2 separate regions of the Homo sapiens genome follow, and region 2 is linked to region 1. Evidence: chromatin contacts called from ENCODE Hi-C or POLR2A ChIA-PET data. All regions are on one chromosome and are shown on one strand. The core of a region is the stretch at or near the end of the contact, and the rest is flanking DNA. Distances in the headings are between cores, read along the strand shown.

The links. A loop is a pair of places that touch in the nucleus more often than their neighbours do. ChIA-PET counts read pairs that join two places held with the same protein, here RNA polymerase II (POLR2A). Pooled maps may share reads with other maps.
Region 2: a map with no recorded cell type shows a loop between it and region 1 (16-fold over the local background). The contact joins two enhancer-like sites. A Hi-C loop is called at or near these places in 2 of 37 single-sample maps with no recorded cell type and 3 of 50 pooled maps. POLR2A ChIA-PET finds 5 or more read pairs at or near these places in 1 of 52 experiments (activated T-cell).

What each region holds. Positions count from the first base shown.
Region 1 is chr11:115,696,859-115,701,140 of GRCh38, forward strand. All of the region lies in intron 2 of LINC02698 (long intergenic non-protein coding RNA 2698), which reads left to right. Among named protein-coding and RNA genes, the nearest start is that of LINC02698, 40 kb to the left of the region's middle. Within about 2 kb of position 2,986, at least 3 of the 41 ENCODE cell types and tissues checked have a DNase peak (open chromatin) inside an H3K27ac peak, as active enhancers do.
Region 2 is chr11:115,873,350-115,877,299 of GRCh38, forward strand. All of the region lies in intron 2 of LINC02698 (long intergenic non-protein coding RNA 2698), which reads left to right. Among named protein-coding and RNA genes, the nearest start is that of LINC02703, 44 kb to the right of the region's middle. Within about 2 kb of position 1,647, at least 3 of the 41 ENCODE cell types and tissues checked have a DNase peak (open chromatin) inside an H3K27ac peak, as active enhancers do.

The sequences.
Region 1 (4,282 bases), core at 1,736-4,235:
CACCACGGGGGCAGCAGCAAAGGCAAAATCAGGGCCAGGCTGGGAGAGCTTGGACAGGACACCAAACCCAGTCTTAAAGCAAATGCAGAGTGTGACTGAGAGAGTTTGAGCAGAGCAGAGCAAAATGAAAACCAGTGAGAACTAACTCAGCTGCAGAAGGAGCCATGGAAATTATCCGAGGAAGCAAAGCCCCCTCACTGGGAGGAACCTCTTTCTCTTGGCTAATTAAATTCCCAAGCTTTGGAAGCCTGGCCAGAGCAAGCGCCCTGGTTAACATCACGTAGGGCACACCCAGACCATGCCTGAGTAGGGGGATGAGGTGTGGGCATCTAGGCTTACTGAAGGCTAAAACAGCAATTTTTTTTTTTTTTTGAGATGGAGTCTCGCTCTGTCGCCCAGGCTGGAGTATAGTGGCACGATCTCTATTCACTGCAACCTCCGCCTCCTGGGTTCAAGCAATTCTTCTGCCTCAGCCTCCAGAGTAGCTAGGATTACAGGCACCCACCACCATGCTCAGCTAATTTTTGTATTTTTAGTAGAGACGTGGTTTTACCATGTTGTCCAGGCTGGTCTCGGACTCCTGACCTCAAGTATCTGCCTGCCTTGGCCTCCCAAAGTGCTGGGATAACAGGCGTAAGCCACCGTGCCTGGCCTATGACAGCAAATCTTAAAAATGCAGTTCTCTGAGGCTAGCCTCTGAAAGAATATGAGCAAATTTTACCCCCTTAGATTATAAGTTAAAGACCTCAAAGGGGCTTGTGGAAATAAGAAACTTTGTGGAGGATGCTGGAAAGAAGGTGGCTGGAATTTCTCCCTCGTGGGTGGGTTTGTCTCAGGCAGAGATCTCTCAGTTAGCCAGTCAACTGTCTCTTCCATCTGGGCAGTGCATGGGGACAGCGGCCCAGGCTGGTTAGCCAGGGACTACACATGGGGCTTGGACCTGCCCTATCCTCTGCAGCTGCTTCAAATTTTCTTTCATCTGCTCTCTCCCTGGTCTCCCCTCCCCTCACTTCTATAGACCTCATTGTCGCTTGCAGTGGCCTGAAACCCCACCCCTTCCCTAGGCTCCCAAACTTGACACCCCCTAAGATCTGATCTATGGCAGCAGGACTGGTGGTGGATCCATGAAATAATCATGATAATAATAATGAATAAATGAATTACCATCTATTACATTCTTAATATATGCCAGGGCCCTGAGCTAAGTGTTTTATAATGCAGTATTCCATGTAATCCTTTTAACAGTCTTGTGAAAGATCATTTAATCATTTTATAAGACCTGATTTATAAATGAGGAAACTGAGGCCCAACAGCTTGCCTAAGGTCAGTCAGATACCAAGCTTGTTAAGCCGGGATTCAAATTCCGAAGTGCATGCTTTCTCTCCTATGGAGAGGACTGGGGAGCAGGGAGGTCAAATTCCTTGACCCATCATTTCTCCTGCTTGTCAAAAGGGCTCAGAGTGCCCAGCCTGTATCCATCGTGGCCCTCACCCCCTCCTCTAGGCCCTGTCTCTAGCCTGAGATGGCCAGAAGCCTGGGTCCTTCACCTCAGTGGGAAGTGCTTCACCTCAGTGGATACCCAAGACCCACCATTCGCACTTGTCTGTGGTTTGTGTGTTTCTTTGTTTTGTAGTTTCATTATGAAACTAATGAAAAGTGACATCAGAGGAAGTAGTCGCTTTAATATCTTATTTGTTTCTCCATGGTGTGCAGAAAAAAAGAAAAGTTAACCTCGGAAAGTATTTTCCTTTTTTCTTAGAATGTATTTATTGTTAAATGTCAGATTCAGGAGGTACATGTGCAGGTTTGTTACATGGGTATATTGCATGGTGCTCAGGTTTAAGCTTCTAATGATCCCATCACCCAAATAGTGAACACAGTACCCAAAAGGTAGTTTTTCAACCCTTACTCCCCTCCACCTCTCCCCTGTTTTGGAATCCTCAATGTTTATTTTTCCCTTCTTTGTATTCATGTGTACACAATGTTTAGCTCCCAGTTACAAGAGAGAACATGTGGTATCTGGTTTTCTGTTTCTATGTTAATTCACTTCGGAGAGTGACCTCCAGCTGCATCCATGTTGCTGCAAAGGATCTAATTTCCTTCTTTTTAATAGCTGTGTAGTATTCCATGGTGTAGATGTACCACATTTTCTTTATCCAATCCATTGTTAACGGGCAACTGGGTTGATTCCACATCTTTCCTATTGTGAATGTGCTGCCATGAATATACAAGCGCAGGTGTCTTTTTGGCAGAACGATTCCTATTTATTTGGGTATATACCCAGTAATTTCTATTCCTTTGGTTATAGACCCAGTTCGCTTGCTAGGTGAAATGGTAATTCTATTTTTAGTTCTTTGAGAGATCTCCAAACTGCTTTCCACAGGGGCTGAGCTAATTTGCATCCCCACCAACAGTGTATACTCGTTCCCTTTTCAGAAAGTATTTTCAAGTTTGTCAGACTGGGGACACTGTGTTCTTTTCTACAATTGGCCCCCGAAGTGAAAAGCCCCTAGTAGAAGTTTCTCTGGGCAGTTCAGTCTCAGGAAGTCCCTCTCCCATGGCTCCATGCCCCTTCCCCTGGGCATGGTGTCCCTTTGCTTTTCTTGTCTTTCCCAGACTCTTCGTCTGCCAGCCCTACCCTGAGCTCCGAAGTCACAGTCAGTTGGGGCTGGTGAAGGTGGGGAGGAGCCTCCAGCACTGGCCATCCTCCTGGCAGGGGCGCTTTCCCACAGCACCCTTCTATTCTGTATGGCTTGGCTTTTGCAGTGACACGTTGAAGACCATCATTGCTGTTTATTGAACACTTGGTGCTCTTCTGAGTGTCTCACTGCACAGATTCATTTAATCCTCACAAGAATCTGGTAGCATGTTCATGGTTCGCATTTTACTGACAAGAAAATGGAGGCATAGCAAGATGGAGTCACTCATCCAGGCCCACAGCCTGCAAGTGTTGGAGACAGGATGTGAGCTTCAGCAGTCTTGAGTGCCCAAGAGTACTCTTCCTTTCTGGTACTGAATGCCGGGGACATTTAGTAGTGATTTTTTTTTTTTTTTTTTTTTTTTGGCAGGCTGGCCTAGGAAACTTTCTGCTGTGAATAACACAGCTCTACATGCCAAGTTCCAAGCAGCTGACGTATTAATGAGCATAGCTGTGGCCTGCCTGCTCTTTTGTGTCCCCCTCAGAACTTGAACAAAAGACATGCTCCATGGGTGTTGGGTGGGTGGTTGATTGATTGAATTTTTTACCCACAGGAAGCTCCACTGGCTTCCACAGCTTCTGAGGTTGGAGAAAGGAAGGAGGGAGGGAGGCGTGGTGGTCTATGTGAACAGGTTCCTCTCCATCGGCAGCTTAGTCCTGGGGTGCATGCTGTGCCTCCTTCTTGGGTAGATTTTTGGGGCAGACGCTATGGATTCCTGTGAAGTTGGTGAAGCAGATCCACACTGAACTCCCTTTCAACCTGGTGGACCCCTCATTCTTTTCTTTCAGCCTGAGGACCTGGCAGCCTCTGAAAGCACGTCTGCAGAACATGCTGAATAGGCCAGTGCCCACGGGAAGATAGTCCTTAGGGCTAGCTAGCTGCTGTACTCACTTTCCTAGGATGGCTGTGGGTTGGAGTTCATGGGTCTCCCAGGCTTCTTAGAGACAGAAAGAGCAAACCAGAGAAAGCTTGACTCCAGTGCCCAACCTAGGAGGAGGTCAGGCAGTATAGAGAGACACACAGGTTAGCTGACAGACATTTCAGATCTACCTCAGGCTCAAGATGCCACACCTGCTGTTACTTGTCCAGGGAGTCAGCCCTCGAGATGCCCCCTGTGGGGAGACCTCAGAGGGTGGGGAGACCAGAGGGAAGAACGGGAGGAGGGGGAAGAAGATGTCATGTACTGAACTGAGAACACTCAGGGAAATAAAGGATCTATTTTTTTCAATTTGTTCTCAGCAAACATTTGTCATTTAATTTCTTCCTAATTACACAATTACGTAATTATGTAGTATTAGTAAAATAAAGCCTAAAGACGTTTGAGTAAAGAATTACTTAAGTAAATAATGTCTGACTGAAGTAATTATTTCCAGGGTTTTCTTTTTTAAAGGAGAATGGGATAGAATTAGTTCAGGCATTGTTGCAGGGCTGCATGGGGGTTTGGGGTGCCGCACAGCTGGGGGCAGCTACGAGGCTCCGTTGCCCACTGGGGTCCAGCTTCTTGGCAGCTTCCTTTCTCTGTGGCTGAGGCTCTGATGGCAAGTTCCAACCCTGCTATTGGCTAGGTGGCTTGGGAACTGACT
Region 2 (3,950 bases), core at 397-2,896, 180 kb after region 1:
AAAGGCATAAAATGCAAATGCCTGGCTGAGCTCCAGTTGGAGAATAATCAATCAATCCTTGGAATATAAATTACTGATATCAGATTCTTCCCTGCTATGATACAGGGGGGAGGGTTAAAAGAGTTAACACCTGAAATGGGCATTGCCAAGGAGATGGGCGGGGAGGGAGAGCAGTCCCTTTCAGGTGTACACCTTGAGGTTTGAAGTGTGTGTGTGTGTGTGTGTGTATGCTTTGTGTCACTTAGTGTTCACAATTCTGGGAGGCAGGCATTTGTATTCTTCCTGTTGTGCAAAAAAGGAAACTGAGGCTCAGAGCTGTCAAGTAACTATTCCCAGGACCAGTGACTATGAAACAAGAGATATTTAGTTTGAACTTGTACCTGAGGTTCTGACTGCAAGCCCAGTGAACTTGAAAAAATACACCAAAGCTACAGAAAGAAACTGGAGACAAAAGAAATACCCTACAAACTTTTTCAATTTTGTCTTGGCTGAGACTTGTTTACCTTCAAATAGGGGAGGACACATGAATGTGTATGTGGAGCAATTTTAGTATGGAACTGCCAAGGCAGGCAGCCCGCTTTGCATGATTTATGAAGACAACGAAAAAAAGGAAGTTGAGAGTTGACTTTGTAAAAATAACCTCCATTTACTGTGAATTTGCTATTTGAAGTACACCCCTGTTTTCATTAATTTATCCTCCCTTCACAAAGTTCCTTTGACCTTTCCTTTTCAATCCACTTATGCAGCCGAGGGCTTAAACTATTTCTAGTTTATCATGGACATTATGCTTATTTTTCTTTAAAACGTTTTTTCAATTGAAATATAACACTCATACAGAAATACACACAAAACACGAAACTACATAGTTCCACAAATTATCATGCAATAGACACCTAGGAAGCCGTCACCTAGATTGGGAAATAAAACACCTCTAGCATCCAAGATGCTCTCTTCTTGTCCCCTCCTCCCCCTCACTACTCTCTTTCTACTTCTGGAGGCTTATTTTTATCCAGAGGTTACTCTTCTTCTGGCTTCTAAGATTATAGATTAATATTGCCTATTTTGGGACTTTATATAAATAGACTTATACTATATATTATTTTGTATTTGACTTATTTTGATCACTATTATATACATGAGAGTCACCCATCGTTGCATACAGCAGTTTATTTTCATTGCTGTATACTTTACCACTGTACAAATATACCCCATTCATCTGTCTATTCCACTGTTAGAATTTGGATTGTTTTCACTTTGGGGTTATTATAAATAATGTTACTATGAACAACATCCCTGCACAATTTTTTTTTTTTTTTAGACGGAGTCTCACTTTGTCTCACGCCTAGGCTGGAGTGCAGTGGTGTGATCTCAGCTCAGTGCAACCTCTACCTCCTGGGTTCAAGCAATTCTCCTGCCTCAGCCTCCCAGGTTACTGGGATTACAGGCGTGTGCCACCCTGCCCAGCCTGTACGTGTCTTTTGGTGCACATGTGTATATTTCTGCTGGATATTTACTTGGGATTGAAACTGCTGGGTCATAGAATATATGTAAGTTTAAGTTTAGCAGGTAATACCAAGCTGTTTTCCAAGTAATTGTACCAACGTACAGTCCCATCAACAATGTCTGAGTGCTCCAGTGGCTGCGCAACCTTGCCAACACTTGCTATTACCAATCTTGTGAGTTTCAGTTACTCTGGTAGATGTGTAGTGGTGTTTCATTGTGGTTTTAGTTTTCATTTCCTTGATTACTAATAAGGTTGATCACGTTCATATGTTTACCGGCCTCTGAAATATCTTTTCTTATGAAGTCCCCTTTTCACCCACTTTTTAATTAATTGTCTGTGTTTTATTGATTTGTAAGAGCTCTTCATATATTTTAGATTGAATCTTTGCTTACTTTATATGGATGCAAATAACTTCTCTGTCTGAGCACATGTTTTTTTTTTCTACTCATGGTATCTTTTGATAAGTTGAAGTTCTTAGTTTTAGTGTAGTCTAATTTAACAGCCTTTTCTTTCATGATTAGTACTTTTATGTGCTTCTAAATAATTTCTGTTTTTCTCCTAAGTCCATAGAAATAATATCCTATATTATCACATAGAATCTTTATAGTGCTTTCACTTTCAGATATGAATACCAACTGAAATTAATTTTTGTATATGCTCTGGTATAAAGGTCAAGTTTATTTTTTGTATATGGGTATCCGAGGGTTCCAATATTATTTATAGAAAAGATTGTCCTATTCCCACAGTTCCACAGTCTCAGAAGCCAATGTCCATACATGTATGGTATTTTCTAAACTCTCTTCCACCTCATTGGTCTATTTAACTATCATTGTACTAATGTCACACTATCTTAATTATTATAGTTTAGTGGTATATCCTTCTACCTTTTTGTTCTTCTTTAAGGAATGTCTTAGCTTCTTGGCCATTTGTGCTTTTATGTACATTTTAAAATAATACATTTTCAATTTCACAAAGAAAAAAGGAATAAAGAAAAACTATTGACATTTTGATTGATATTAAAGTGAATATATAGCTCAGTTTGGATATAATTGATGTTTTCACAGTATTTAGTTTTTAATGCTTATGAATTTAGATCTTTTAATTTTTCCAATAATGTTTTATAGGGTTTTTTGGGGGTGTATGTATGTGTAGAAGTCTTTCATACCTTTTATCAGATTTATTACTATTTTATATTTTCTGATGCTATTATGACTAGGTTATAATATCTAAAGAATAATCTATTTTCCAGCTCTTTGCTAGTATTATACACTTATATTTGGTTTTTACATATTGACCTTGTTTTCAACAACCTTTCTCAATAATTTTTTAAATTATGATTATTTATCATATATTCTTTTGGATTTTCTATGTTTAATATAATATTATCTGTAAATATTGACAGTGTTCACTATCCCTTTACAATTTTTATTTTTATTTGTTCTCTAATGTGCTGGCTAGAAGCTCCAGTACATGTTTTTCTAACAGAAGTCCATCCTTGTCTTGTTTTCATCTTTGAAGGAAAAGCTTTAATATTTCTCATTAAGACTGTTGTTGGCTGTTTCTTTTTAACTTTTTCTTATAAAATAATTTTCATTTCTATATCACTTAGAGCTTTTACCATGAGTAGGTGTTGGGTTTTATTAATTGCTTTCCATGCTTCGATCAAGAGTATCATATTAGTTTTCTATATTCTCTTAATATTTTGAATTACACTCTTTTTTTATTATTATTACACCTTAAGTTTTAGGGTACATGTGCACAACGTGCAGATTTGTTGCATATGTATACATGTGCCATGTTGGTGTGCTGCACCCATCAACTCATCATTTAGCATTAGGTATATCTCCCAGTGCTATCCCTCCCCACTCACCCCACCCCACAACAGTCCCCGGTGTGTTATGTTCCCCTTCCTGTGTCCATGTGTTCTCATTGTTCAATTCCCACCTATGAGTGAGAACATGCGGTGTTTGGTTTTTTGTCCTTGTGATAGTTTGCTGAGAATGATGGTTTCCAGCTTCATCCATGTCCCTACAAAGGACATGAACTCATCATTTTTTATGGCTGCATAGTATTCCATGGTGTATATGTGCCACATTTTCTTAATCCAGGCTATCACTGTTGGACATTTAGGTTGGTTCCAAGTCTTTGCTGTTGTGAATAGTGCCGCAATAAACATACATGTGCATGTATCTTTATAGCAGCAGGATTTATAGTCCTTTGGGTATATACCCAGTAATGGGATGGCTGGGTCAAATGGTATTTCTACTTCTAGATCCCTGAGGAATCGCCACACTGACTTCCACAATGATTGAACTAGTTTACAGTCCCACCAACAGTGTAAAAGTGTTCCTATTTCTCCACATCCTCTCAAGCACCTGTTGTTTCCTGACTTTTTAATGATCGCCATTCTAACTGGTGTGAGATGGTATCTCATTGTGGTTTTGAT